Linked DNA regions of Homo sapiens: region 1 is linked to region 2. A link is an interaction called in ENCODE POLR2A ChIA-PET data of the cell type or tissue named here. Cell type or tissue: GM12878. All regions are shown on one strand. Links, peaks and the distances in the headings refer to the core of each region. The heading gives the core; the rest is flanking DNA. Region 1 overlaps SMAP1 (small ArfGAP 1). Region 2 has its middle 18 kb from the start of SMAP1.

Evidence for each region. Peaks named below come from ENCODE experiments on the same cell type or tissue, not always from the same donor. Only the 100,000 strongest peaks of a DNase experiment are listed, where the experiment ranks them.
Region 1: POLR2A ChIA-PET joins it to region 2 with 5 read pairs; 1 of 35 experiments calls an interaction of 5 or more read pairs at or near these places.

What each region holds. Positions count from the first base shown.
Region 1 is chr6:70,734,554-70,750,826 of GRCh38, reverse strand. All of the region lies in intron 2 of SMAP1 (small ArfGAP 1), which reads right to left. It also overlaps the pseudogene NDUFAB1P1. Among named protein-coding and RNA genes, the nearest start is that of SMAP1, 75 kb to the right of the region's middle. In GM12878, for the core only: no CTCF peak of the experiment used is centred there; a DNase peak (open chromatin) is centred at 9,889.
Region 2 is chr6:70,642,201-70,658,473 of GRCh38, reverse strand. No RefSeq gene overlaps it. Among named protein-coding and RNA genes, the nearest start is that of SMAP1, 18 kb to the left of the region's middle. RefSeq lists an enhancer at 418-507. In GM12878, for the core only: no CTCF peak of the experiment used is centred there; a DNase peak (open chromatin) is centred at 6,994.

The DNA.
Region 1 (16,273 bases), core at 5,651-13,650, 90 kb before region 2:
TACCACCCTTATAATTACAAAGGCAGGCTTCACCTGGAAATGGTGTAATAAACCATTGAAGAATCCTAAACCTTACTATTAAAAGTATTTTGCCCTCATCAATCCATAATCGATGTGTTTTTAGTTTCCCCACATAATCTAGTACATACAACATCACCAGCCCAAAGCATCACATCACTTGGAAGTCAATATTTTAAAATACTTTTTGAATTGCTGAAATTCATCTACTGCCCAACATACTGTCACTGCAATCTAATGTATATGAAACATTTCTATTTGTGAAACTTCCTAAGTACAAAACATTTTACCCAATCACAGTTTTAGCATTAAAACAGCAAAACCCCTATTCTAAAACAATTTTAAGTCATTTATATTTTACAGAGACTGAAGAGAATTGGGGCTGTCAATTTAAAATTTTAAATGACATTTGCTTATCACATTTGTCTAATTTAAGAAACTAAAACATACAAAAAATAACACGTATAACTAAACATGGGAATAGATAAAAAGAAAGTAGGTAGAATCAATGAGTAAGCAAGCAAATGTAATAGGAGATTTCATTCATTTTTAACAGTACTGTAAATATTTTTTTAAAAAATCACTGTTTTATGTCAACAGGGCATCTCCAGTGACAAATGGCAATTAAGCAGCACATAACAGCTTTACTGAAAACAGAACCTTGAAATAAATATGTGAAGATAAAGAGTAGGAACAGATAAAACAAAGTGTGCCCAAGTTTACGTCACTGTCAGGATCAGGAAACAATAATTAAATATAATAAGAGGCAAAATAAATGACATACCACCTGAAATTCCAAATTAATAATGCATTCCCCTGAAAAGAAGACTTGTCAAATATTTTGTTTTAATCTTCCAAAATCTTGGAAACCAGAGGTCTCTAAGTGAATAATCTACTTCAAGGTATGGCTTCTACTTGTCCTAGGCCAACTAAAGCCAAATACAGTCCATTCCATGCTCAGTGGCTAAGCCTCATAAATGTGGCTTCTTGGACTTTCCTTCTTTATACATCTCCCTTTTTCTCAGTATCTTCTTCTTACCCCTGTACTTTGTCCCTCAGATGCTAAGAAGTACCTGAACAACAGCCATTAATAGTAAAACTAAAATTCATTCTAACGTATTGTTTCAGGAAGCTATCTGCATAGTTTTCACAAATTTGTATATGTGTACTGACTTGTCCTTTGAGGTTTACTGGTTGTTGTTTTTTTTTTAAATGAGGTAAGTGGGGGAAAAATAGAGAAGCAGATATTGCAAATGATTAGGTTACAATTAAGTTGCAATTACATCTTCTAAATTCCCAATGGCAAAACTGCAAAATGTTAAAATAGTCAAATCTTAAATATCAATGTTTAACAGAAGGATGCCACATGCCTATGTTTTAATCTGGAGGAAGAAAATTAATCTAATAACTATTTAAAATAGTTTTCTACCCAATTGATATGGTTTGGCTTCGTGTCCCCACCCAGATCTCATCTCGTAATACCCACACGTCAGGTGTTGGGAAGGGACTTGGTGGGAGGTGATTGAATCATGGGGATCTGTTCCCCCATGCTGTTCTCACGATAGTGAGGGAGTTCTCATGAGATCTGATGGTTTTAAAAATGGCAGTTTCCCCTGCACGCTTCTCTCTCTCCTGCTGCCATATAAGATGTGCCTTGCTTTCCCCTCGCCTTCCGCCATAATTATAAGTTTCCTGGGGCCTCCCAGCCATGAGGAACCGAGTCAATTAAACCTCCTTTCCTTATAAATTACCCAGTCTCAGGTGGTATTTTTATAGCAGTGTGAGAACACACTAATATGCCAATTTTCTTCTACTCCATTTTCTGAGGAACTGATTGAGAGAAAGAAGAGTCCTACCTATGGGTCAAAAGATTTTTGTAAGGATATAAAAATGTATGCCAACTATAAGTCTGTGTATATATATATATATGCATAAAATATGTGAGGAAAAATATACAAAAAACTGATAAATATGGTTACTTCTATGGAGGGCAACTGAATGACAGAGACAGAAGTGGGAGGGAGAATATTCACTGCACTTTTGTCCCCTTTAAAGTTTGTACCATGTCCACATATTTTCTATTCCCAACAACTAAATAAAATAATTAGAAGGGGCTATAGTAATCCTGCATTGTTTCTAAGTAAAATACTATCTAGAGGGAGCTTCAGTAGGGTATCCAAGCAGCACTTGAATCAGAAAAAGGAGACTTCCTCCTTTACTAAGGAGAAAAAAGTCTTCTCATAAATCAAAAAGATCATGAATATATATTTTAAAAAATCTCATCCAAGCAGATCTTACACTCAAAATACATTCAAAGCATAAATATGGCATTTATTTACCATGCATTTTTCCAGTATCATCATCTTATAGAAACATCATTGTTGCTGATGATTAAAACTTTCTTAAATTTTTAATGTATTTGTGTGGGAGGGGGGAAACTACTTGCTCTATTATTTTCTATTCATTAAAAGCTTTAAAACACAAAGACTAGGATTTTCAACTGAAAATCTTATTTCCAGCTAAATATACATATTTTTAAAAACTTTTATAAAGAAAAATGAATATTTTTAGTCCCTGGATAAATTCTTCATGGCAGTAACTCACCTCTACTACCACTTGAAATTTTCGAGAAATTTCTCTATCTTCCTCTCAAAATTCACCAGGATTTCTTGCATAGGAGCAAGCCTTTCAGGACTGGTTTCAAGATCTTTTGGATTCCAGCTGCTGGAAAAGAAGGGCCACCGTTTTTGGTCTCAGGAACTCTTTGGAAATATTTAATACAGAGTCCATTCCTTCAGTTTCATAAACTTGTTTTTTAGGGGAAGCTGTTCTCTGTTTTAATTATTTTTTTAAAGAATAAACCACACAATTCAAATTTTTTAATGATGATGTGGAATTAGAGGTAGCAGTTTTCATACTTTTCACAATTTCTAGATATTCTCAGATATTGATTTATCTGTTGCAGCATTTGCTAATTACTACAAACGGAGAGAATGTATTCTTTTTTGTAAGCAATGCAATTAAACATTGTTATGACAAAATTGGAAAAGCTTCACATTACACTCTTCTGTCATCTCTACTTACTATAATATCCATACCACTTAAAGTCCAGGAATAAACCATCACTTTCACTCTAGGTGCTTAAGGCCCAGCTCAGGAATCATCCTGGACTCTCCCCTCTTCTGCCAAAAGTCTTGGTTATTCTGACTCCTCAATATATTCTTTGTAGGCATCTCCTGTTTATCAAGTCCACTGCCATTACATTAATTCAGGATCTAGTCATCTATTGCCTAGGCTATTGCAGGAATATTTTAAGAGCTCCCTACTCTCTCCCTACTATCACTCATAAGATCAGCACCAAACCAGTCACTGGCTGTAACCTTCACCTTTACCTCCTCTGACACATATAACTGCACCTAGCACTCTGGTCACAGAACACTACTTTCTCAAACACGACATGCTTTCTTCCACCTTTCTACCTGAAAGGCCCTCAGCACATTGTGGTATGCGTTCAGTGATTGGTAAACAAATAAAGGTTACTATACAAATAATAGTGATACATTTAAAAAATATTAAAACTTACCATATGACCAGATAATACAATATTTTTTAAAAGCCACTTTCTTCAAGTACTGAAGATCACCCACCATTTAGTTAATAGAGCCAGAAGCAGAACCCAGTTCTACAGTCCCAGGCCAGTATTTTAACTATGAATGCTATCTTCTACCATTATATTCACACAAAGCAGGAAAGTGAATACACCTCTAAAATATTATGTGCAATAAAATTAATAATTATGTTTCTAGATGACTGATACATACATGTATTCTTTCAACACCACCTAACAACTTCCTGTACTCTATAGGGGGACTTAAGCCCCTATCTCCAAATAACTTATTATTTATTCTCTCTCAGTTCTACCTAAATTAGGCAGTTTAGAATTTAGACTTAAATCAGCCTCTGAAATTGAGGCAATAATTAATAGCCTATCAACCAAAAAAAATCCAGGACCAGATGGATTCACAGCTAAATTCTACCAGAGGTACAAAGAGGAGCTGGTACCATTCCTTCTGAAACTATTCCAATCAATAGAAAAAGAAGGAATCGCCCCTAACTCATTTTACCAGGCCAACATCATCCTGATACTAAAGTCTGGCAGAGACACAACAAAAAAAGAGAATTTTAGACCAATATCCCTGATGAACATCGATGCAAAAATCCTCAATAAGATACTGGAAAACCGAATCCGGCAGCACATCAAAAAGCTTATCCACCAGGATACAGTCAGCTTCAACCCTGGGATGCAAGGCTGGTTCAACATAAGCAAATCAATAAACGTAATCCATCACACAAACAGAACCAATGACAAAAACCACATGATTATCTCAACAGATGCAGAAAAGGCCTTTGACAAAATTCAACAGCCTTCATGCTAAAAACTCTCAATAAACTAGGTATTGATGGAATGTATCTCAAAATAATAAGAGCTATTTATGACAAACCCACAGCCAATATCATACTGAATGGGCAAAACCTAGAAGCATTCCCTGTGAAAACTGGCACAAGACAAGGATGCCCTCTCTCACCACTCCTATTCAACATAGTGTTGGAAGTTCTGGCCAGGGCAATCAGGCAAGAGAAAGAAATAAAGGGTATTCAATTAGGAAAAAAGGAAGTCAAACTGTCCCCATTTGCAGATGACATGATTGTATATTTAGAAAACCCCATCGTCTCAGCCCAAAATCTCCTTAAGATGATAAGCAACTTCAGCAAAGTCTCAGGATACAAAATCATGTGCAAAAATCACAAGCATTCTTATACACCAATAATAGACAAACAGAGAGCCAAATCATGAGTGAACTCCCATTCACAATGCTACAAAGAGAATAAAATACCTGGGAATCCAACTTACAAGGGATGTGAAGGACCTCTTCATGGAGACCTACAAACCACTGCTCAACGAAATAAAAGAGGACATAAACAAATGGAAGAACATTCCATGCTCATGGATAGGAAGAATCAGTATCGTGAAAATGGCCATACTGCCCAAGGTAATTTATAGATTCAGTGCCATCCCCATCAAGCTACCAATGACTTTCTTCACAGAATTGGAAAAAACTACTTTAAAGTTCATATGGAACCAAAAAAGAGCCCACATTGCCAAGACAATCCTAAGCAAAAAGAACAAAGCTGGAGGCATCACACTACCTGACTTCAAACTATACTACAAGGCTACAGTAACCAAAACAGCATGGTACTGGTACCAAAACAGAGAGATAGACCAATGGAACAGAACAGAAGCCTCAGAAATAACACCACACATCTACAACCATCTGATATTTGATAAACCTGACAAAAACAAGAAATGGGGAAAGGATTCCCTATTTAATAAATGGTGCTGGGAAAACTGGCTAGCCATATGTAGAAAGCTGAAACTGGATCCCTTCCTTATACCTTATACAAAAATTAATTCAAGATGGATTAAAGACTTACATGTTAGACCTAAAACCATAAAAACCCTATAAGAAAACGTAGGCAATACCATTCAAGACATAGGCATGGGCAAGGACTTCATGACTAAAACACCAAAAGCAATGGCAACAAAAGCCAAAATTGATAAATGGGATCTAATTAAACTAAAGAGCTTCTGCACAGCAAAAGAAACTACCATCAGAGTGAACAGGCAACCTACAGAACGGGAGAAAATTTCTGCAATCTACCCATCTGACAAAGGGCTAATATCCAGAATCTACAAAGAACTCAAACAAATTTACAAGGAAAAAACAAACAACCCCATCAAAAAGTGGACAAAGGATATGAACAGACACTTTTCAAAAGAAGATATTTATGCAGCCAACAGACACATGAAAAAATGCTCATTATCACTGGTCATCAGACAAATGCAAATCAAAACCACAATGAGATACCATCTCACACCAGTTAGAATGGCAATCATTAAAAAGTCAGGAAACAACAGGTGCTGGAGAGGATGTGGAGAAACAGAAACACTTTTACACTGTTGGTGGGACTGTAAATTAGTTCAACCATTGTGGAAGACAGTGTGGCAATTCCCCAAGGATCTAGAACTAGAAATGCCATTTGACCCAGCCATCCCATTACTGGGTATATACCCAAAGGATTATAAATCATGCTACTATAAAGACACATGCACACATATGTTTACTGCAGCACTATTCACAATAACAAAGACTTGGAACCAACCCAAATGTCCATCAATGATAGACTGGATTAAGAAAACATGGCATATGTACACCATGGAATACTATGCAGCCATAAAAATGGATGAGTTCATGTCCTTTGTAGGTCATGGATGAAGCTGGACACCATCATTCTCAGCAAACTATCACAAGGATACAAAACCAAACACCATATGTTCTCACTCATAGGTGGGAATTGAACAATGAGATCACCTGGACACAGTGTGGGGAACATCACACACCGGGGCCTATCGGGGGTGTGGGGCTGGGGGAGGGTTAGCATTAGGAGAAATACCTAATGTAAATTACGAGTTGATGGGTTGCAGCAAACCAACGTGGCACATGTATACCTGTGTAACAAACCTGCATGTTGTGCACATGTACCCTAGAACTTGAAGTATAACAAAAAAAAAAAAAGAATTAGGAGTTAAATGAAAATCCTCCACTAAGTAACATCTTAACAATTTTGTTCACTCCTTTGACATAGTGATAATCACCTACATGTAACAGAAAATTCTAAAATATGCCATTTCCAAAAAAACTATTAGTATTACTGACCTTATTTAAAGTTTAACCTTAAAAATTTTTAACAAATCAAGAGGAAAAAGAAAATATAGGGCATAATCTTGCACATTCAAATTAAAAATTTATATACTTTTTTCCAAATGGATTGCTTAAAATGCAAATCTCTTATTAAACTTCACAGATTAAATTTTGTTATAGACAGTACCACTTTCTTTCTTTACCTCAATCTTCACATGCAGGCAATACAATAACCCAATGCTATAGGCTGCTCCCATTCTCTGCTCTTCTTTGAAGATGCATTTAATGATTCTAGCAAGGGTTCAGCATCAACTGAATCTCAATTAACTTAAAAAGTTAAGCATATACCTGAGGCCCTAATTTGAGAAATGTTGTTAGCTTGATCAAATTATAATGAGAAATCCTTCCACAAAATAAGAAAAAAGGCTTTTTGGCCTATGGTTTTCTTGAATAAATGTATACCAAGAATTGTTTACTGAAAGCTTATTACGTGCCTGGTTCTACAAGACACTATGAAAATTTATCCAAGGGCCAAACCCCTAAGAGATTAAATAATATTCTAACACAGAGTTCTCCAAATTACCTTTAACTAAAATTTTATTCTATGAAATGTTGCTTATCATAAAAATTCTTTAACAGCAGAAATAATTTTCTAAGTTCCCAGAATCTCCCCAGAAAAGAGAAAACAGAAAGGCATAGGTAGAAAAACTAAAAACCAATAGATGATAGTTACAACAAAACTAACTAACTGATTATCCCCACAAACTTCAAAATGCCATCAGGTAGAAACAAACCACTACAATGACCACTAGACCTGCCAGAAACAAACCACTACAATGACCACTAGACCTGCCTGATGGCCTGCAACTAATGGGGAGTCCAATGGATCTGAGAAAAAAATACCAAAACATTCAAGAGATATATAAACTGGAAATCACAATGAACCAATCTGAGAAAAGCACAGGAAGTTGAAAAGGATTTTTCCCCAGTCTGATATGGTTTGGTTCTGTCACCACCCAAATCTCATCTTGAATTGTAGCTCCCATAATTCTCAGGCGTTGTGGGAGAGACCCAGTTGGAGATAACTGAATCATGGGGGCGGTTTTCCCCTTACTGTTCTCGTGGTCATAAATATGTCTCACAAGACCTGATGGTTTTATAAGAGGAAACCTCTTTCACTTGGCTCTCATTCTCTATTGTCTGCCGCCATGTGAGACGTGCCTTTCACCTTCTGCCATGATTGTGAGGCCTCCCCAGGCATGTGAAACTGTGAGTCCATTAAAACCTCTTTTTCTTTATAAATTACTCCAGTCTTGGGTATGTCTTTATCAGCAGCATGAAAACAGACTAATACAGTAAACTGGTACCGGGAGTGGGGCACTGCTGTAAAGATACCAAAAATGTGGAAGTGACTTTGGAACTGGGGAACAGGCAGAGGCTGGAACAGTTTGGAGGGCTCAGAAGAAGACAGGAAAATGTGGGAACATTTGGAGCTTCCTAGAGACTTGCTGACTAGCTTTGACCAAAATGCTGATAATGATATGGATGATGAAACCAAGGCTGATGTGGTCTCAGATGGAGATGAGGAACTTGTTGGGAACCGGAGTAAAGGTGACTCTTGCTATGTTTTAGGAAAGAGACTGGCTGCATTTTGCCCCTGCCCTAGAGATTTGTAAATCTTTGAACTTGAAGGAGATGACTTAGGGTATCTGGCAGAAGAAATGCCTAAGCAGCAAAGCATTCAAGAGGTGACTTGGGTGCTGTTAAAACCATTCAATTTTAAAGGGGAAACGGAGCCTAAAAGTTTGGAAAATTTGCAGTCTGATGATGCGATAGGAAAGAAAAACTCATTTTCTGAGGAGAAATTCAACCCGGTTGCAGAAATCTGCGTAAGTAATGAGGAGTCAAATGTTAATTAACAAGACAATGGGGAAAATGTCCTCAGGGCATGTCAGAGACCTTCCTGGCAGCCCCTCCTATCACAGGCTTAGGGGCCTAGAAGGAAGAAATGCTTTTGTGGGCCAGGGCCAGGGCCCCCTGCTGTGTGCAGCCTAGGGACTTGGTACCCTGCATCCCAGCTGCTCCAGCTGCGGCTAAAAGGGGCCAATGTATAGCTCAGACCATGGCTCCAGAGGGTGTAAGCCCCAAGGGTTGGCAGCTTCCCTGTGGTGTTGAGCCTGCAGGTGCACAGAAGTCAAGAATTGACTTTTGGGAACCTCCGCCTAGATTTCAGAGGATATATGGAAATACCTGGATGTCCAAACAGAAGTTTGTTGCAGGGGTGGGGCCCTCATGGAGAACCTCTGCTAGGGCAGCATGGAAAGGAAATGTGTCATGCAAGCCCCCACACAGAGTCCCCACTGGGGCACTGCCTAGTTATCTACGAGAAGAGGGTCACCATCCTCCAGACCTCAGAATGGTAGATCCAGCAACAGCTTGCACCATGTACCTGGAAAAGCCACAGGCACTCAATACCAGCCCATGAAATCAGCCAGGAGGGAGGCTATACCCTGCAAAGACACAGGGGCAAAGCCATAGGGGTGGAGCTGCCCAAGGCCATAGGAACCCACCTCTTGCATCAGTGTGGCCTGCATGTGAGACACAGAGTCAAAGGAGATAATTTTCGAGCTTTAAGATTTGACTGACCTGCTGGATTTCCGACTTGCATGGGGCCTGTGGCTCCTTCATTTTGGCCAATTTCTCCATTTGGAACAGCTGTATTTACCCAATGCCTGTATTCCCACTGTATCTAGGAAGTAACTACCTTGCTTTTGATTTTACAGGCTCATAGGTGGAAGGGACTTGCCTTGTCTTGGATGAGACTTTGGACTATGGACTTTTGAGTTAATGCTGAAATGAGTTAAGACTTTGGGGGCCTGCTGGGAAGGCATGATTGGTTTTGCAAGGTAAGGGCATGAGATTTGGGAGGGGCCAAGGGTGGAATGGTATGGTTTGGCTGTGTCCCCACGCAAATTTCATCTTGAATTGTAGCTCCCATAATTCCCATGTGTTGTGGGAGAGACCCAGTGGGAAATAATTGAATCATGGGGGCGGTTTTCCCCTTACTGTTCTCTTGGTAGTGAGTAAGTCTCATGAGAGTCAATGGTTTTATAAGGGGAAACCCCTTTCACTTAGCTCCCATTCTTGTCTGCTGCAATGTAAGATGTGCCTTTCACCTTCTGCCATGATTTGAGGCCTCCCCAGCCACATGGAACTGTGAGTCCATTAAACCTCTTTTTCTTTAGAAATTACCCAGTCTCAGGTATGTCTTTATTAGCAGTGTGAAAACACACTAATACACAGTCCAATAACAATTAAGTGTGAATGGGCCACAATAAGCTTGGAATGGGGAGAGACAGTCTAGCCCCTACAAACTCTCATATCTGACCATGAAGTTTCTCTTCCAGGATAGGACCCCAAACTGAGAAAAAGAAAAAACCTGGGAATTGACTCAAAATTGAGCAGGACAGGTATAACAGAGATAATACAAAAGGAGATGGTCCAGATAAAAGTGCAAAAAGGGAACAGAACAAGAACATCTCAACAAATGGCCTTGGGTTTTTTTTTTGTTTTTTTTTTTTTGAGATGGAGTCTCCCAAGTAGCTGGGACTACAGGCACATGCCCTATGCCCAGCTAATTTTTCTATTTTCAGTAGAGACGGCATTTTGCCATATTGGCCAGGCTGGTTCGAACTCCTGACCTCAGGTGATCCACCCACCTTGGCCTCCCAAATTGCTGGGATTATAGGCATGAGCCACCGCCTCCAGCCATGGCCTTGTTTTTAAACATTACATGAAAACAACGGAAGAGGGAGGTATGTGAAGTTAAAAAAGCTATCTTGAATAGGACTTCCTCCTAAAAGTAAAGGAAAATTAATATTGCATAAAAATGATCAGCAGAAAGAATCAAGGTAAAATCTCATATAAAGTTAATATTAAAAGGAGTAAGAATAATAGCTCTACAATGAAGACACATCTAGAAAACTTTTCCCAAAAAACAGATTAAAACTGTAACCTACTACTTCAGAACTAGCTAAAAGACATGTATGTGATGAAAAAACATATAAAATTAAAGACATGGAAAAACAGAACAACCAAATTTGAAATTTTAAAATAAGAAATATTCAGAATTAAAATGACAGAATCAAGAAAAAATTGGAAATAAAAGAAAAAACATTTCAGAAATAAACATGAAACAAAATGAACCGTAGACAACAAATAATAGTCTAAGAAAAATGGAAAGGCAGACGGAAAAAAATGTAATTTAAAAAAGTAACAAAAAGGATCCAAAAGCAAATGATAAATATTGCCATTAGGTAATAAAGATCCAACATACAGGTAAGAGGAGTCACTGAAGAAGAAAACTAAAGCAAGAGAATATTAAAAATAAACTGTAGTTCAAAAATAAACTGTAACTCAAAAAACTTCACTGAAACAAAAAAAGATATAAAACTACATACTGAAGAAGCATACCATATGTAGGTATTTTTGGTCTAAAAGAAACTCACTTTATATTTAAATATATAGTTAAACACATAAGCACAGAAGATTTATCAAACACCGAGCAAAGGAAATCTGCAGTGGGTACTAGTGTATGCATAAAAATTGATACATCTATACAACTGCTGTGCAACAAAAGATAAAGTGAGCCAGTTATATCATTTTAAATCTCTATTAGCCTCATTTAAAAAAATTAAAACAGGTAAAATTGATTTTAATTATATATTTTATTTATGTTTCTCTTCTGCAGAACTCACATGGAAAATACTATGCTTATCTCACCTTCATCCACAGACTTAAAAAATAGTGTCATGAAAACTTTTTTGCAATAAACTGATAATCTAATTACTCACCAATATCTAAGACAGCACCCAGGAGGAAGGATCAAAGCAATACATTCTTGGAATCCGCTCTAAGTAAAACAAACTTGCACATCTCATGTAAAATTTAAATTTTGACTGCCTATCAATATTCTAGGTTCTCTCCAGTTCCAGATTTTTATTTTTTAAAGATAGCAGAGGTACCACACAAATATTGTACTTTAATCAACTGTAAGTCATTTTATTTGAAAAATTAATGTCCTTCTAAATAACAAAATTTATTCCAACTTTACTTGAAATAACTATGTCAGAGTGAAAGAGCAGAAAACTTCTTTAATGTACTTAGCCACTTTCATCTCCTCTTATAATCCTAAACATCTCAATTTAACACTGAATATTGGGACAACATGACCACTAACATAAGTAGTGCCTGTAGTTTTAGTTGTTTTTTAAGCTACCGTAAAATATTTATGTTACCTATCAATACTCTTTTGCCTGTTCACTCTGTATTTGGCCTGACTAAGAATTCAAGTTGAGGCCACAGAATACAGCAAAGCTTACTTATGAAGACTGATGAAAACCCCTGATTTTGCCTTCCATAAGAAATTTTTTCTAGGAAAGATCAAAAGTTTAAATTAAGACAAGCAAGTCAATACTATGACATAGGTATTGCTAAGTTAAGTTAAAGACTACCCAGTTAGCTCATAGGTTTTTCTAGGAATAACTAGGTTACAATAGAAACCTGTATCCACTGGTTTTTTTTTTTTTTTCTTAATAGAAAATATAAACAGCAAGTGTGTTCAAAAACATTCCTTCCAGATTCAGAAAAAAAAATCTGTCTTACAGATTTAACCTGAGAATCTTTTCACACTCTTTTGACTTATGTGAGAGTGCCAACATTTTTTATCCTCTGAGGTTGAATTTCACTTTTGGTAAAAGCTGAATCACCATCACTAACCATGATATAATTTTTATGCAAAGACAAGAAATGAAAATGTTTTTGGAACTGCTATGGTAACTAAAGAAGACTGACTATACAACTAAAACATTCTCAAGAATGGAAGAAACTTCAGAGTCATCTAAACTACTCCTCATCTACCTAGTGAATGCTTAAATCCCAGCCACACGATTCCAGGTGGTTGTCCCGCCTCTTTACAAACCATTCCAGTTAAGAGTAAACCAACCTATCTTCCAAGGCAATCGATTTCACTTCTGGACAGTTTTAATTATTGAAAAATACTGCCTTTCTAGTACCTGCATATATTACCGTTGGAATTTTCATATGCTAGCTCAAGTTACCCTCCCTAAGGCTGCTGTATTTTTGGAATTTTAAAGCGAAACAGGAACATGAGGTGAAAAGGACAGAGATCAAGAAACAAAAAGAGACTATATAAAAATACAGGCTAAATGGGGAAGGGGAGTGCATGATTCTTTTTTCTCCATTCCCCATTCATCGCTAAGGATAATAAGCGTTATCTCACAGAATTTAATCAAACCAAAGACTGATTCAGCATGCCATTAAAAAATCAAGTGCATACTGTGTTCCTAGCATAGTGGAAGCCACCACAGCACTACAAAGACACATATGATAAATGTTCTAACTGCTGGAAACTTACAATTTAGTTAGATATAAGCAAAGGTAACAATATATGGTACTTGCCATAGATAATTGAGCACATACTACATACAGAAGAATCTTTTATTAAAGTAGAGATTTAAGCTGGGCTTTAAAGAATAGGAAGGATCTGGTTTGCCACAAGGAATATGCAAAATACATTTCCGGCCAAGCACGGTGGTTCATGCCAGTAATTCCAGCACTTTGGGAGGCCAAGGCAGGTGGATCACCTGAGGTCAGGACGCTGAGACCAGCCGGGCCAACATGACGAAACCCTGTCTCTACTAAAAATACAAAAAAAAATTTAGCCAGGCATGGTGGCTCATGCCTGTAGTCCCAGCTACTTGGGAGGCTGAGGCAGGAGAATCACTTGAACCCAGGAGGTGAAGGTTGCAGTGAGATGAGATTGTGCCACTGCACTCCAGCCTAGGTGACAGAGCAAAATTCCATCACAAAAACAACAAACAAAAAATACATTTCCAACAAGGACAATAGCACAACCAAAACAAAACAAAAGAACACACTATCAGATTGTTTCAGCAGAAAGAACTGTCTGGTACAGCCAAAGCTATTTGTTGTAAAGCATCTGAAGTAAGGTCAAAGACAAATGATGAAGCCAGAAGGCAGAGGAACATGAAGACCAGTTTAATGAAAATAAAAAGTTTTATGAGTCTCACAGAAGAATCAATGCAAATTTCTTAGGATGGAAGTAAAATAACCAAAGCAATGTTCTAGGAAAATTACTCTGAATGCACTGTGTAAAACAAATGGAGATGTGACACTGATGAGAACATCAGAAATAAGGCAAAGCCTTGGACTTGTCGGAGAAATGAAACTAGAAAGCAGCAGAAGCAAGAAAAGAATTAAGAACACAGAAGTAAAAGGGAGAAAGGAGTAAGAACCATAGAATATACAAGTTTTTAAGAGTAACTGGAACAATGACATTAACTTTCTTTCCAAACAGCTCATTATTTCAATTTTAGTTTGTCAAGCTGCAAGTAGAATAAAGACATCTACTAATCTTAATATTTACAAATGCTAAACATTAATAACTATCACTATAGACCAAATTTCCATACTGAAACAATTTCATAAATCCTTGTTTCCTGTATCCATATGGCATATACAGGGATTTGTTTGATACTGCTATAAAACAACAGTTAATTCTGGTATTCCATTCTTTACTCCACCCAAATGTATAATATCTTGGGTGGGGGGAGGGGAAGGAAGCTATAGTATTTATAAAAGTATAAAAAACTTGGTCCTTTCCAAAAATTTGAGAAGTACGTGACAATAAACCCAAGACCAAACACAATTAATCTGACCATGAACCACATTAAAAGAACTTTTAAGACTTTTTTACAGTGAGTAACTTTATTTCTATGTTATTAAAAATCAAAGTAAGTTTTGGGTAACAACTATTTTCTTTTAAAAATAAGCATACAGCAATTCTAACAGCTGTACATGTTGTGCTCTAAAAACTGAAACACATAACATATACATAAATAACAGATAAAAATATGGTACATATAATATCAGTTTATAAGTAACCTTGAGGAAAAACTTAGTATTTACATTTTACAGAATTATACACACACACACACACAAAGAACATTTTTATTTAACAGCTTGACTGGGCTCAAAGATTAAATCATGTTTCCATATTTACTAATAAAAGGTATTTTTAAAAAAATAGAGCTAGCCAAAACAGTATCATCTTTGAAAATTAGAAACACAATTATGAAATGTTGCAGGGAAAGACAAAGGGTATAACTATGTAACTATGTACAGTAAAAGTATTTCTCTTAGTTCCATAAATAAATACCTCCCAAGTACTTCTTTTTTAGGCTGAGTCTCACTCTATAACTCATGGCGGAGTGCAGTGGCAGGATCTTGGCTTACTGCAAGCTCCACCTGCCAGGCTCAAGTGATTCTCCCACCTCACTTTCCAGAGTAGCTGGGACTACGGGTGTGTGTTACCACACCCTGCTAATTTTCGTATTTTTAGTAGAGACGGGGCTTCGTAATGTTGGCCAGGCTGGTCTCAAACTCTCGGATCTGCCCACTTTGGCCACCCAAAGTTCTGGGATTACAGGAGTGAGCCACCGCTCCTGGCCTCAAGCACTTTTTATATCAAAGAAATTATTATAAAATATCATATGAATATGGAACATTATATCACATTGTGATCATCACTTTTGCCCATCTGAATTAAACGTCAAAGTTAATAGGAACAGCCTCCAAAAAGACAGACATTTTAATGTATAGCAAAACTAACCCAATGGGATAGAAATCAGTGTAGTGTATGCCCCTGGGGGACTTGACTGGAAATTGGCATGAAGGAACTTTCTAGTGTGACAGAAATGCTCTATCTTCACTGGGGTATTGGTGACATCATACAGACATTTGCCAAGACTCATAAAACTAAATGAGATCTGTGAACTGTTCTCTCTGTAATTATAAGTCAAGTTTTTTCTTTTTTTGGTTTTATACGTTTATTTTCAGAGTAAAACAATTACACAATTTAAACCCAGGTCTAACAGAATTACTCTGCCAAAGTCAGCAATAATGCCAAAATGCATTCTCACTTCCAGACACTCACCAGTATCATCTGAGTCTTCTCCCAGTGAAGCAAAAGGGTCTGATATTTTATTCATATACATCTCTCTTATCTGCAATATAATCTACAATTTCTTGTGGACATATTAACTTTTCCATATCTATACCAGGAATTTCAAACCCAAATTTATCTTCCATGACCATGCTTACTCTCTACTTGGTCCAAACTGTCCAAGCACAGGTCTTTCATAAAGTAAGAATTCACTGAGAGCTTCTCTGGGTCAATCCTGTCACAGGGTTTCAAGATATAAAGAAGACAGTCTTCGATTCCCTCTAACATCAAAGGGGGCAAGTCACTATACTGACAGCACGACTGTGTAACTTCTACCCAGCACGTGCGCAAGCACCAAAGCCCGCTGTGGAGCCAGCTGCAAAGCCCCAGCCTCATCAGAGTCCCCACAGAGCACAGGCGATGCTGAGCAGCAGGCTGTGGCCAGCAC
Region 2 (16,273 bases), core at 3,101-11,100:
GCCACTGAGACTTAAGTGACGTTTTTTAAAAAAAGGGACCCTAATGCACAAAAATCCTGTTTATGTCACTCCCAATTCACTTCCAATCTTGGTCAAGTTATATTTTATTTCATGTTTCTGCCTTTTCCCCACTTAAGATTAGATTTCACAGAGTTTCTGCATCTCAATTTTGAAAGATAAATTCTAAGTAATCAGAAATACACTGTCAACTTCAAGAGCTAAAACAGTAACAACAAAACTGATCTGGGATGAAAGTTAATCAGGTAGACTCGGCTTTCACAAATCTAAACTTGGCAGTAATTTAACTTAAGCCTGGTTATTTGAAGGGAAGATAAGTGAATAAGCAATTTCATCCTACTTAAGATAAAAGACATGAACACAAGTTGGAAGATGTATGTTCTGCCTTTTTAAGGGTATAATAAACATCTATTGTTTTTGTCTGCCCAGAGTCCCTCCTCCCTTCTTCTAGCAGCACTGCCCCAATTTTACTTTGGGGAACTATTCCTCTTCCCTACTGAATACAGTTTCGAGGGCATGACTGTCAACCAAGGTCTCTGTACTAGGCATGTGACCAAATTAGGCCATACAGTGATTAAATTAGGCCATGCAGGTACTTTCCTCTTGCAAGTCGAGTTTAAGGGGATTAACCCAAAGACAGAAACAGTTGGAGATCATTCATCCCTATAGACGTCAGTTCATCTGTTTCATCCTGCTCTCTTGATCTTCACAGCTACTGTAGCTCCTGTTTTTTCTGAAGACTTAACTTTTTAGCTTTCCTTCAGATTCTTTGACTACCACCCATAAGTCTTCCAATGCATTCCTCTTTTGCTTGTTAAATTTTAAAAGTCATAGAACAGATTTATGTAGAGCACCAACATTATTGATAGTGAGCCATGCACCATTTGATGAAAGTAGAGGGGAATGTGCTATGGTCTGAATGTTTGTGTCCCCCTAGATTTTCATGTTGGAACATAACCCCCAATCTGATAGATGTGGAGCCTTTGAAGGTGATTAAGTCATCTGGACAGAGTCCTAATTAATGGTATTAGTGCCCTTCTAAAAGAGGCCCAAGGCCGGGCTCAGTGACTCACTCCTATAATCCCAGCACTTTGGGAGGCTCAGGTGGGTGGATCACCTGAGGTCAGGAGTTCGAGACCAGCCTGGCCAAAATGGTGAAACCCTGTCTCTACTAAAAATACGAAAATTAGCTGGGCATGGTGGTGAGCGCCTGTAATCCCAGCTACTTGGGAGGCTGAGGCAGGAGAATCGCTTGAACCCAGGAAGTGGAGGTTGCAGTGAGCTGAGATCACACCATTGCACTCCAGCTTAGGCAACAAGAGTGAGATTCTGTCTCAAAAAAATAATAAAAAATATAAAAATAAAAGAGGCCCAAGGGAGCTTGTTGAGCCCTTCCACCAACTGAGCAAGCAATAAGAAGGCCTCATCTATGAACCAGGGAATAGCTCCTCACTAGATACCAAATCTGCAGGTGCTTTGGTCTTGGTCTTCCCAGCCTCTAGAACTGTGAGCAATAAATTTTTGCTCTTTGTATGCCACCAAGTCTAAGATAGTTTGTTATAGATGCTCAAATGGACTAAGACAGCATGCTCTTTAAAAAGTTAGCTTCTTTTTCTGGTCTTTAAAGGAACTCATTTCTAGGCCTTTCTTCTAGGCCTTTGCAATTTGGTAACTTTGCTGGAATGAAACATTTTACACATGAAATTTTCCACCATTTTTCATTCTTGACCTTCTTACCAAAATAGTGTATATCATCTCAGTGATTCCAAACTAAAAGTAGCATAATTTTAGGAGCAAGACGGAAAGGAAATAGGCATAGGTTTATTTTAAATTGTTTAAAAATGTTATTTATTCATTTCCACCTTAGAATAGGCAGAGATTTTTTTAGGACACAAGATGCACTGACCATAAAAGAAAAAAAATTGAAATCAGACTTTATTAAAATTTAAAATTTCTGCTCTTCAAAAGACACCATTGAGAAAAAGGCAAAAGTCAGGCTATAGATTTGGAGAAAATATTTGTAATATGTGATAAATACAAAGGACTTATTTAGAGAATATATAAGGAGCACCTGCAAGTCAATAATAAAAAGGCAACCCATTAAAATGGCAAAAGACTTAAAGAGATATCTCAAAAAGATACATGAAGAACCAGTAAGCTCCTGAGACATCATTAGTAATTAGGGAATTGTACAATAAAAACTAATGAAATGCCACTTTATACCTACTAGAATGACTAAAATAAAATGAATGATAATATCAAATGGTAAGTAGGTAGTGAGGCAACTAGTATTCTCATTGCTGTTGGGAGCATAAAATTTTATAACCAGTTTGTCAGTTAAAGTTAAACATATACTTCTCCTGTGACCCAGAAATTCCACTCTGAGAAATGAAAAAAATATATTCATAAAAAGACTTATATAAGAATGTTGATAATAGCTTTAGTCACAGTAGTCAAAACCTGTAAACAACTTAAATGTTCATAAACAAGAGAATGGATAAACAAATAATGATATATTTATGCAATAAAATATTACTTATCAATTAAAAAGACAAACTAGGCCAGGCGCAGTGGCTCACGCCTGTAATCCCAACACTTTGGGAGGCCGAGGCAGGCAGATCACCTGAGGTCGGGAGTTCGAGACCAGCCTGACCAACGTGGAGAAACCCTTTCTCTATTAAAATTACAAAATTAGTTTCTGTATTGGGGAGAGGGGTTGGAAACACATAATATTTATGTTCAAGGAAGTAACAAAAGACTTGTATTGATACTGAGACCACAAAGGGCTGCATGGTACAAGGCCAGGCTGGGGAGGTAAGCAGAGATCAAACCATACAGGGCTTTTCAGTGGTCATAAAAGCCCACCACTCAGCTCTTCTGCCACAGGGGAGCACAGGCAACTGACAGTCTGAGCCACTGCTCTCCTGAATCCGCCACTGTGTTCGCACCAAGGCCATGCTTCCCCTGGGCTGCTCCCAGCCAATAACGAGCATGCACTGGTAGGGAGGGTGAGGGAAGGCAACTGATATAAGACAAGAGACTCCTTTAACAGGCAATGTTGCCTCAAAGACCCCTGCTGACCTGGCCAAAACTTTCTCAGAACTTTGCTGCCTCTTCCTACCCAATCTGAGCCTCTTCCTACCCAAATCCTCCTTCCTGCCCCGTCTCTTCCACAGGTGTTAGACCTGCCTCACAGTCTGAAAGTTCTTCTGCATTCTCTTTCTCCTGTTTATTTTTATAGACATCCCCCCTAATAAACATCTTTCAGGTCTAATCCCATCTTAGCATCTGCTTCTTGGAGAACTTGAATTAACACAGCTTTGTTAAATAAGATAAATTGCAATTAGGGAATTACCTTTATACCAAGAGTAATAGGAAGTTATTGGAGTATTATGAACTCTGACTGACATGATCAGATTTATGTTTTGAGGGAAAAAAAAAAACCTTCTTGGCAGCAGTGTAGGGAAAAGACTGGATGTAGGCAAGAGCAGATGCAGGGAGACCAGTTAAGTGCCTTTGGCAGTGGTCTAGAAGAGATGACAATAGTTGGATTAGGATGGTGGGGTTTTTTTTTATTTTTTATTTTTTTGAGATGGAGTCTCACTCTGTTGCCCAGGCTGGAGTACAGTGGCATGATCTCGGCTCACTGCAGCCTCTGCCTCCCAAGTTCAAGCGATTCTCCTGCCTCAGCCTCCTGAGTAGCTGGGATTACAGGCATGTGCCACCACTCCCAGCTAATTTTTGTATTTTAGTAGAGATGGGGTTTCACCATGTTGAACAGGCTGGTCTTGAACTCCTGACCTCAGGTGATCTGCCCACTTCGGCCTCCCAAAGTGCTGGAATTACAGCCATGAGCCACCTCGCCCAGCCAGGATGGTGGTTATAGAGATAGTAAGAAGTAGGTGAATTTGAGAAATTTAACAAGATAAAATCAACAAGTCTTGGTAATGGACAATAGAGGCAGTAAGGGAGAAGGAGGTATCAAGACTGACTCTGAAGTTTCTGCCTATGCAGCTTAGGTGGATGGTGCCATTCACTGAGCAGGGCAACACCCAGAGGTATGTTCTAGGGTGATCACAAGTCTGAAGTGCCTTTGAAATATACAAATAGAGCCCGACACAGTGGCTCAAGCCTGTAATCTCAGCACTTTGGGAGGCCAAGGCAGGTGGATTGCTTGAGTCCAGGAGTTTGAGACCAGCCTGGCCAATATGGCAAAACCCCATCTCTACTAAAAATACAAAAAATTAGCCGGGTATGGTGGCGTGCACCTATAGTCCCAGCTACTCAGGAGGCTGAGGTAGGAGAATCACCTGAGCCCAGGAAGTCGAGGCTGCAGTGAACCAAGATCGCATCACTGCACTCCAGCGTGGGCAACTGAAGTGAGACCCTGTCTTCAAAAAAAAAAAAAAAAAAAAAGCTGTCAGGCAGACAGTTGGATATCTGAGTCTGGAGCTCAGAGAAGAGGTCTGGGCTGGAAGTATACATTAGTGATTGAAAGTATAAACATGGCTGGGCACGGTGGCTCACACCTGTAATCCTAGTACTTTGGGAGGCCAAGGCGGGCAGATCACCTGAGGTCAGGGGTTCAAGACCAGCCTGGCCAACATGGAGAAACCCTGTCTCTACTAAAAATATAAAAATTAGCCGGGCATGGTGACACGGGCTTGTAATACCAGCTACTCGGGAGGGTGAGGAAGGAGAATCGCTTGAACCTGGGAGGCGGAGGTTGCAGTGAGCCAAGATCACACCATTGCACTCCAGCCTGGGGGACAAGAGCAAGACTTCTTCTCAAAAACAAAAAAAAAGGAAAGAAAGTATAACATGGTAATACATACATATATTTTTTTGAGATGGAGTCTCACTCTGTTACCAGGCCAGGCTGGAGTACAGTGGCGCAATCTTGGCTCCCTACAACCTCCGGCTCCCAGGTTCAAGTGATTTTCCTGCCTTACCCTCCCGAGTAGCTGGGACTATAGGCATGTGCCACCACACCTGGCTAATTTTTGTATTTTTAGTAGAGACGGGGTTTCACTATGTTGCCCAGGATGGTCTCGATCTCTTGACCTCGTGATCTGCCATCCTTGGCCTCCCAAAGTGCTGGGATTACAGGCGTGAGCTACAGCACCTGGCCTAAACATGGTAATATATTATCACACTAAAGAAGCTATGGAAGTAGAATAAATCACATGAGAAGGAATAACTGAGTAAAAACAGAAGATGGCCTTGGATTGAGCTTTGAGGAGCATCAATATTTATTATTAATATAAGCCAAGCATGATGAACCTGCACAGGTGTCTGAAAAGGAGCCCTCAGAGAGACAGGTGAAAATCTTTCATATTAAAATTTGTATCATTTATTTACTATTACATAACAAACCACTTAGTAGCTTAAAACTACAACTTAGGCCAGGCTTGGGAGGTAAGCAGAGATCAACCTTAGTAGCTTAAAACAATGACTATTTTACTGCTCAGAATTCCATAGGTCAACAATTATGGCTGGTCTTAGCTAGAAATTCGGTTGTCTCACCTGAAGTCACTTATGTGATTTTAATTTTCTGGTGACTCAACTGGGCTGGCTGGTTCCTGATGGCCTCCAAGCCTGGATGATTGGAATGACTGGCACAGCCAGGCCCCTCTCTTCATTTTGTTTTCTCTCTCCCCAAGGAGACTAGCCTAAGCTTGCTCACACAGCAAAAGCACCATTACAAAAGACAAGGCCAGGCTCAGTAGCTCATGCCTGTAATCCCAGCACTTTGGGAGGCTGAGGCAGGTGGATCACCTGAGGTCGGGGGTTTGAGACCAACATGGAGAAACCCCACCTCCACTAAAAATACAAAATTAGCTGGGCATGATGGCACATGCCTGTAATCCTAGCAATTCAGGAGGCTGAGGCAGGAGAATCACTTGAACCTGGAAGGCAGAGGTTGCAGTGAGCCGAGATCACACCTCCATTGCACTCAAGCCTGGGCAACAAGAGCAAAACTCCATCTGAAAAAAAAAAAAAAAAGACAAAGCCCAATGCACTAAAGGTCATATTGGCTAATATCCTATTGACCAAAGCAAGTCACATGTCCAAGCTCAGAGTAAACTTGGGAGGCAATGATATAAAAGCAGGGAGCATGGGACAAGTGATTCCTTGGGAGTCATGAAAAGTAAGAAACCACCATGGCAATTATGAATCTACAATGATTTGTTTCCCATCAAGTCTAATCTAAATTACTTTTCACCATGGAATACTACTCAGTGTTCTATCAAGCTAGTTCTTTCCTTATGCTTCATTCTTGCTGTGACCTCTACTTGAGATTCCTTCTCCATGTCCCAGCCTTCTCCATCTGGTGAATTTTACCCATTTTTTAAAGCTCACCTCATCTTCCACATTTTTGTTCATTTTACTTTGTCATCCTAGAACACCACCCCCTACTCTGCTCCCCAGTCCTAAGGCTATGCCAACATCTGACCGATTCTAATCTCAACTTCCCCATGAAGACTTCTGAAATGGCTCCAGCCTTCATGGATCTGCCTTGTCTATATAATGATCTAATAATTATACCAAACAATTTTGAACTTAATTATGTGTACTTTGTACTTTATGTAATTATGTATATTTTGTATTGTTGGCTTTAAATATACCTCTTTTCTACTAATGGATTGCAAATGTCTTGATGAAAAAAACTGTGTCCAATACTTCTTTAACATAATGGCATATAAAGATGAACAGTGTTCTCAAGAATGTTACTGTCCAACAGGGGAGACCTGCCCCACCCCCAAGTAAACAGGTGATTTTAATAGAGTACAGGTGCTATTTCAAGCATAAGTGCAGGATGCTGTGGGAAAACGGTGAACAGGTTCTAAATTTGTTGCTGTTGCTAGTATCTTTGGAGTTTTTTGGTTTGTTTTTATTTCTTAGTGGGGCAGGATGTGGTCAGGGAAGCTGATCTCTAACCTGAAAGTCCAATGATGGGTTAGCCAAAGGAGGGCGGGGCATGGAGAAGGAGTTTCAGTCTGAGGTTTTACTAAGAATGTAGGTAAAGAGGAAAGAGATATCTCGGTTCTTTAAAAACTGCAAGTACAGGACTTAAAAGCTGGGGAATAGTGAGAGAAGAGCAGTAGTGAGATTGGATGCTAAGGGCTTCAACCCTGGAAACTCCGTCCATGTTTGATATGGTCCGAATTGTCTCTGCAAGACTCATGTTGAAACCTAATCCCCATTGAAGTGATATAGAGTTGGGCCCTTGGGACAGTAATTAAGTCACGAGGGCTCCACCCTTATCAATAGGATAAGGGTAGTAATAAAATTGGCCTAAGGGAGCAGAGAGCCTCTTCGACCATATGAGGACACAGAGAAGGCACCATCTTTGAGGAACAGGCCCTTACTGGACACCGAATCAGCTGATGCCTTGATCTTAGACTTTCCAGCTTCCAGAACTATGAGAAATAAATTTTTATTGTTTATAAATTACCCAGTATAAGGTATTTTTGTTACAGCAGCCCAAATGGAGTAAGACAATGCTTTTTTGTGTTATTCATGATGCTATTTTGGAGGTAAGTATTGGCCCAGTGTCAGTAGGGCATTGAAGGAACCTCCTAATCCAAGGTCGGGATACATGAGAGGGGGTCCTCGTGGTCACGTTTTCTCAACTGCCAGACTCCTGTGCTTTATCCTGTCATTTCTGTACAATACTGAAGGAAAGGCCTGCAGAAAGACTTTAGCTCTAGCCTGTACCTTGAAAAATTAATGAAGACCTCTGTGAAAACAAGAGGTCAGGGTTACTGCTATCTCTTGCCTCAACGTGTAAGATTGTGTGAAATCATGTAGTTGGGTAACAATGATTGCAATAGGCCCAATCTCAGAGAGTGATAAAAAAAAATCCTGGGCCTTGTTCCTACACAGTAGCCACACTATAACACTGTGGTTGGTGAAAAGTAATTTTATAAGCAAGTCACCAAACAAATACTTCTCTCTATGTGATTTTTAAATAAAAATAGCTACGATCCCCAATCAACGTACAATACTAATTAGTCCCTTCTCAAATCTTATAAATGGTTAGTCAACCTCATTTTAGAAAAGGCCAGCTGTTTTGCAAAAAACTCATGAGAAGAAAAAGACAAAAATAAGTTTACTCCACCAAGCTGATTTAATGTGGGCTCCCAGGGAGATGGCAAGCATTTCAGTGATGTATCTAACACAGAATTTTCTTTAGACATTTCTGAAGCTCTAATAAGCCAGATCCTGCTGTGGAAGTAAATTAATCCCAAATACAAGTTAGGCATTTCGCAAAGTGCATTAACTCTTTCAAGTCTCCTGATCACAAAATATCCTGGAATGCCCATTAATAGTGAGATCGAATTGAATAGAGGGCAAGTGAAACATCCCTAGTTACAGTGGTCATTTGGGAAAATCTAAATGTGCTCCCAAACGACCTACTGTGTTTACATTTGAATCATTTGGAGGTGAAAGAAAATAGTTTATTTATCTGTCAGGGATCCTCATTCTGTTTCCAGTCTGAGTTCTCTCTTTCTATTAGTAATTTAGCAAATTATACAATAGCTGAACATTTACCTTGCCTCCCCGCTAAGAAATTATCAGGCATTTTCAACACTGAGGCCATATAACAAAAAATAAATTCATAAAGGTAATTTCCTGTGAGGTTAGCTTTAGTATTTTTTCACCTTTCATGTTCTAATAATAATTTTGTTTATATACAATGGTCGTAGTAACTAAGACTCAAATGGGTCAGTGACTCATCTATGTGTGTTTGTAAAAAAAAAGGGAAAGAGGCAGAAAAGTTGAATATGATTAAGGTTCATTTAATTTCAGTAATATTTCAACTAGAAAGGCGTTCAGTTAGGAATCTGTATGTAGTTATATAAAATCACAAAAAAAGGGCCGGGCGCGGTGGTTCATGCCTGTAATCCCAGCACTTTGGGAGGCTGTGGCGGGTGGATCACCTGAGGTCAGGAGTTTGAGACCAGCCTGGCCAACATGGTGAAACCTCATCTCTACTGAAAATATAAAAATTAGCCGGGCATAGTGGTGCACGCCTGTAATCCCAGCTACTTGGAGGCTGAGGCAGGAGAATTGCTTGAACCTGGGAGGCGGAGGTTGCAGTGGCCAAGATCGCACCACTGCACTCCAGCCTGGGTGACAGAGCGAGACTCTGTCTGAAAAATAAAATAAAATAAAATCACAAAAAAGAAACAACCTAAATGTTCAATAATAGGTAAGAGGAAAAATCACGTATGACAGAGCCCCATAATGGACTATTGTATAAATATTAAAGTGATATTTATGAAGAATTTATATGTCATGTAACTATATGATTACAATTACATTCTAATTAACTGGCAGAGTAAACCTCTGGAAGAAAACATATCAAAATGGTAACAGTAGTAGACTTTGAGAGAAGAACCTTTAATATTTTTCTCTACATAACAAAAATTTCAAAGTTTCAACAAAAAGAATATGGCCAGTTTTATAAATGGAAAAATTCTACTTTTAAAAAAAACACAAAAATCCATCTTAAAAATTTATATTTTACTAAAACCAAACTTAGTGACTGTAGTACCTATAGTGCTTTTACAGTTTACGTGGCACTTTTACATTTGTTCTCTACTGTCTATTGTAATTGAGACCTTAGCACACTACTTATTTCATATCATGTGAAGCTAATTGTATTCCACTTTTCACAACATGATATTAAATCTGGCAAATGTTTTAGTAGACATAGGATAATTCCCAAATGTAATTTTCTTTATGATTGCTCATAAAATACACATTATAGATGTAGTAATAAAAAAGCTTATGGAAATCATTATATTGAAGTATTTTAAAACCCTCAAAGTGCTACATTCCCTCCTCACTGATTCCTCACATAACATTTTAAACCTTTAAAACTCTCCCTCAGGCCAACACACAGAATTCCCCCACTCTCCCACTTGCTCGCCTCCAACTTTCCAGAAAAGGAAAAAAATAAGCTGAGTATATCAGGGCTGGACTCCCTCAACATCCCATCCTCACACTCGGGTTCAACTACATAATTTGCAGGGCTCAATGGAAAATGAAAATTCAGGGCCCCTTGTTTGAAAGAGCAAGAGAAACTGCAGTTGAAAGTAATAAAATACTCCATCTCAAAAAAAAAGTAATAAAATATGAAAATTTTTTTCCCTTAAAAATATTTCATTACATACAAAATAATATTTTGGGTGTCAATTTTATATAATATAATGAATAACAATATTTTATTTTATTTTTTTCTTTCTTTCTTTTTTTTTTTTTGAGACGGGGTCTCGCTCTGTCGCCCAGCTGGAGTGCAGTGGCGCGATCTCGGCTCACTGCAAGCTCCGCCTCCCCAGTCCACGCCCTTCTCCTGCCTCAGCCTCCCGAGTAGCTGGAACTACAGGCGCCTGCCACCACGCCCGGCTAATTTTTTTGTATTTTTAGTAGAGATGGGGTTTCACCATGTTAGCCAGGATGGTCTTGATCTCCTGACCTCATGATCCGCCCGCCTCGGCCTCCCAAAGTGCTGGGATTACAAGCATGAGCCACCGCGCCCGGCCTAACAATATTTTATTAATGTGACATTTTAATCACATGATTTTTCTGGTTCACTTTTCTCCAAATTTATTAGATTGTCAAAGTTTTCATTTTTAGCAATTTCATTTTCAATGCATATAATTGAAAGCAATGTCAATTATTTTTAAATGAAAGATGGCAAGTAATTTTTGATAATTCTTAATTCTGAGAAGAATGTGTTGATGCAATTGTTACTGGTGCTGTTAAGTTAATGTTTTTAAGCTACAACAACATTGAGATACATATCTGATAAATTTTGAAATATAAATTTTAGTACATCTAGAGCTGATGATTCTCAGGGAACAATTTTTCCAAAAAGATTTAACACTTCACATACATCAGTTTTGTGTTAAGTATGATTTTTATTTTAAAAGTAAATTTCTACAATGATAACTTAATGGATATTTGCTTGGCAGTGTTGCAGTAGTTAAAAACCAGAGATTCTGAACTCTGAAAGATTCTAATAAGTCAATGATATGCTTAATTGCAATGCTCATGTCTAACACTTCTATTTTACAACAATTTATTTACAAAGTTTGCCTCTTGAGCCCCAAAATTTCCTCTCCCAGGGTTCATGCTGGAAAGTTAATATTTGTGCAGATGCCACAGAGTTGGGATCCTGGGACAGATATAAAGTGGCCTCCCTCTGCAGATCCTGGGGCTGCCTCATGCTGAGCCCTGACTCTCTCCCAGGGCTGGGGCCATGGCCACAACCACATTGCTTTTGCTGCTCCTCCCACCATCACACCTGCCAATCTGGACCCAACTCTCAGCCCCTAACACCCCTTCAGGGTTCTGTGGCTCCTCAGAATGCTTCAGTTGCATGCATGTATGCCAGGCAGCCAGGCCTAAACTTGAGTGTATGTTCGCTGCTGCCAGTCATATCTTCTTTGCTCATGCATGTGTTCCATTGTCCCCTGGATTTCACTTACAAAACACAAGTTCAGAGACAACGTTATTAAGAATTTCAAAGTGGCCACAGCAGATTAAATCAAGCCTCTTCTGAGAGTGAGCCCTGTGCAACTGCCAAGACTATACTACCAAGAAGCTGGCTGGCCCTGCTCACACCTACACATTTACCTGTCCCCAGCGTTTCTCTTCTCAACTCTTCTTTCTCTTGATGCAATCCCTCCCATTACCTGAAGGAGCTTGCTTATTTCTCTCCAGTCATCCCCTAGTCATCTTCTTTCTCTCTAGCTTTTTTTTGTTTTTTTTTTTTGAGACGGAGTTTCGCTCTTGTTTTCCAGGCTGGAGTGCAATGGCGCCATCTCGGCTCACTGCAACCTCCACCTCCCATATTCAAGTGATTCTTCTGCCTCAGCCTCCCGAGTAGCTGAGATTACAGGCGTCTGCCACCATGTCCGGCTAATTTTTTCTATTTTTAGTAGAGATAGAGTTTCACCAGGTTGGCCAGGCTGGTCTCAAACTCCTGACCTCAGGTGATCCGCCCACCTCAGCCTCCCAAAGTGCTGCGATTATAGGTGTGAACCACCACGCCCGGCCTCTCTCCAGTATTTTTAAATTATCAACTTATTCTTTACTGATACCTTCTAGATAGCTGTGAGATACTCAAATCTCTCCATCTTTAAATAAGTCTATACAGAACTTTCTCCTTCCCTCTGAAGCCAGGTACTGGAATACTAGACTGACATCATTGTTTTGGCTTTCTGACTTTTTCCTTTATCTTCCATCAGACTTCTATACTCAAAACTTCACCAAAATTTGTTTTGAGCAAGGCCACCAAAGGCTTCTTGACTTCCAATCAAAAGGACTCCTTTAATTTTTATTATGGACTAAATGTTTATATTCTCCTCCTCTTATCACCAAATTCATATATTGAAGCCGCAACCCCCAATACGATAGTATTTGGAGATGGAGCCTTTAGGGAAATAATTAGATTTAGATGAGGTTATGGAGCTGGGACCCCATGATAGGATTAGTGTTCTTATAAGAAAAGGAAGAGAGACCAGAGCACTGTTTATTGCTTCCAACCACATGAAAACACAGCAAAACAGGGCTGTTTGCAAGGTGGGAAGATCAGTTCAAGGTACTGAATCAGTAGGCACCTTGATCTAGAACTTCCCAGTCTCCAAAATAAAATAAAAGTGAGAAATAAATGTCTGCTGTTTAAGCAACCCATTCTATGGCATTTTGTTATGGCAGCCTGAGTTGACTAAGCTAATCCTTATCTTACTTGGTAATTCCCCTTTCTTGAAATTCCTCCCTTAAATTCTGAAACACCACCCTCTCTCTGTTCTCATTTTACTTCCAACCATTTTGACTGTTCATGGCTCCTTTTCATCTGTGCATACTTAATGTTATCCTTATATTGTTTTTCTCCTCCCTCAGCATACTGAGAAATCCCAATGCCCAGGCTAGAACAAAGTGATATGTGTTCAAATAACTTCTGAACTCATACCTTCAACCCAAACCTCTCTCTGAGCTTTTGACCCATAAAATTTATAGCTTCCTGGGTGTCTTCACTGTGATATCCCTGGACACCTGGAACTCAGCCTGTCCAAGAGAAACTCATCTCCTCTCTATATTTGTTACACTCATCTTCATTTTTTGAGATGAAGTTTCACTCTTATTGCCCAGGCTGGAGTGCACTGGTGTGATCTTGGCTCACTGCAACCTCTGCCTCGCAGGTTCAAGCAATTCTCCTGCCTCAGCCTCCTGAGTAGCTGGGATTACAGGCACCCGCCACCATGCCTGGCTAATTTTGTATTTTTAGAAAAGACGGGGTTTCTCCATATTGGTCAGGCTGGTCTTGAACTCCCGACCTCAGGTGATCCTCTTGCCTAGGCCTCCCAAAGTGTTGGGATTACAGGTGTGAGCCAAGGCACACGGCCCATTACGCCCATCCTATCTCAGGTGGTGGCACCACCATCCAAGTGCACCCAAGTCAGAGAACAGAGGCATCCTTGACTCCCTTCTTTCCCCATATTCAATGATATACCAAATCTGAGGGATTCTGTATTTTTAAGATTTCTTGGCTTTGTCCCCTCTTTCTCCATCTCCATAGGTCTTCCCTCAGTTCAGGCCTTTGTCATCTTTCTCCACGGCTATCACAATAGTCTTTCTTTTTAACTATTCCCCCTGCTCCAGGGGTGTGCCCTATATAGCTTATCTTCTGCTTTGCTCTAAGAGTGATCTAACACAAATCAGCTTATGTTTTCCTCCACCTAAGGCTTTTCAATGATTCCTCATTGCTGCAAAATAAAGTTCCATGCTGCCTAGTGAATAATAGAAGACCTTCCATATCTGGCCCCTGTGTATTTCTCCAGCTTTTATCTCTTACATCCCTTGCTCTCACTATGTTAAACTACTAGCAGTCCTCCAAATATATCATCTTACTCTTTCTTGCTTTTATTTTCTTTTGCTGAGAAAGCTTCACCTTATTCTCTTACCCTCTTATTCTCCTCTACACACTCAGGGGCTTCTCAAATGGTCTGCCATGGACCACTAGTACATGAGATATAAAAGTACTCAGTCTCTGGAGAAGTCAGAGAAGAGCTGAGGGTGGCCCAATATGGTAAGAAATGGGCAAATTTTCTAACAGTTTGGGTGTGAGACAAAAGAGGAGTCAAGATGACTCCAAGGCTTTTTGGCCTGAACAGTGGGAAGAGTGGAGTTGCCATCAACCTTGAAGGAGGAAGACTGGGTGGTGTAAGTTTGGAAGAGCAGATAAAGTGTCAGTTTGGGATATGGTAGATTTGAGATGCTGACTAGATGGTTATATATAAGCTTAGAGTTCAGGGGACAGATCTGGACCAAAGGCAGAATCTAGGAATCATAAACATACATGCGGCATTCAATGCCATGTGGCTGGATCAGATCACCAAGGGAATGAATGGAGATAGAAAAGAAAAGTCCAAGGTCTGTGCTCTTGGATGTTCAGAAGGAATAGCCAGTGAGATAAAAGGAAAATCAGAAGAAGACTGTGGTGTCCTGGAAGTTAAGTGAAGAAATGGGTTCGAAGATGAAATCCCTGACAGATGGAGTAAAATGAGGACTGAGAATAGATGAGATTTTGCAATATGGAGCTTCAGTGGAGTGGTGGTAAGGAAAGGCTGATTAAAGAGGGTTCAAGAGAAAATGGAAGGAAATTTAAAACAGTGAATATTTTATCAACTCTTTAACAATTTTCTTTCTATAAAGGGAAAGGGAAAGAGAAAGAGGGTAGTAGCTGGTGGAGGGAGCAGGATAAAAAATGGCGTTTTTTAAGATGGGAGAAATTACAACATATATCGTATAACGAAAGAAAAATCAAGAAAAGAGTTTGAAGAAACAGGGGTAGATGGGAGAATTGCTGGAGTGTTGTCCATGGGTGGTGAAAATGGAAGGTTTCGGAGCAAGTGGAGGAGCAAGGAGCACAGTGAGGGCATCACCGGGTCAGCACACAAGTGCACAGACGCTGAGGGTTAGTGATGGGCGCAGACTTAGGGAAGCTCTCTTCTGATTGCTTCTATTCCTCAGCCAAACACACAGAAAAATAGCTAATAGTTAGCTAGGAGTGAAAACCAAGGAGAAGGTAAAGATTTTAGGGGAGATGAGAAGGTACAGTCACCAGGGAAGGTGAGAGAGTAATTTTGATGAGAGAAATATAATACCACTGCTGAGTAGAATTATAGGCATCCCTGAGCTGCTGAGTTTAAATTTAACGTAAAACTAGTTTAGGCTGGGCACAGTGGCTCACGCCTGTAATCCCTGCACTTTGTGGGGGTTGAGGCGGGCGGATCACCTGAGGTCAGGAATTTGAGACCAGCCTGGCCAGCATGATGAAACCCTGTCTCTACTAAAAATACAAAAAATTAGCTGGGCGTGGTGGTGCATGCCTGTAATCCCAGCTACTTGGGAGGCTGAGGCGGGATAATCGCTTGAACCCGGGAGGTGGGGGTTGCAGTGAGTAGAGATTGTGCCACTGCACACCAGCCTGGGCAACAGAGCAAGACTCTGTCTCAAAAAAGAAGAAAGAAAGAAAGAAAGAAAAAAAAAACTAGTTTAGTTGGATGTTTTTCTCCAGCCATATTTGGGACGAAGGGGAACTATATGGAGAGTTCTATTTAAATAACGTTGGGGCTTTGCCAAATGAGCATGAAAAAGAGATGGGGCAAGGAAGTGGAAGCTATATTCAAGGGGATGATTGTGATTGATTAAGAAATTTAAGCTAGATAAGGAGGAGGTTGAAAGAAGAGTGAGAGATATGAGAAGGTGGTAAGCGTGGTGTTAAGAATTGTTGCAATTGAGATACTGGTGTGAATAAACTAGAAATCTGGAATGTGGTGATCAGAAAGTGGAGTGCTTGAAATTGAAATTATTGGAGTGCAGCATCTCATAGATATTCTCTCTTTATCAGCCATAGTGATCTTTTAAACTATGTATAGTTTTTCTGTATATCAATTATACCTCAATGAAGCCATTAATACAGATACACAAAATCATGCTCATTTCCTGTTCAAAACCGTCCAATGACTTCCATCACATTTAGAATAAAATCCAAACACTTCATCATTACTTACAAAACCCTACATGATCTGATCTGAACTTCCTTCCCCCACTCCTCCCTTGAACCTTTTCACCTACCAAAAACTCCCATAAATTCTTAATTACACTTGATTTTAAAGCCAACTCATACTTTGTAGCTGAGTAAACTTAGGCAATCTAGTTATCCTTTTTGGAT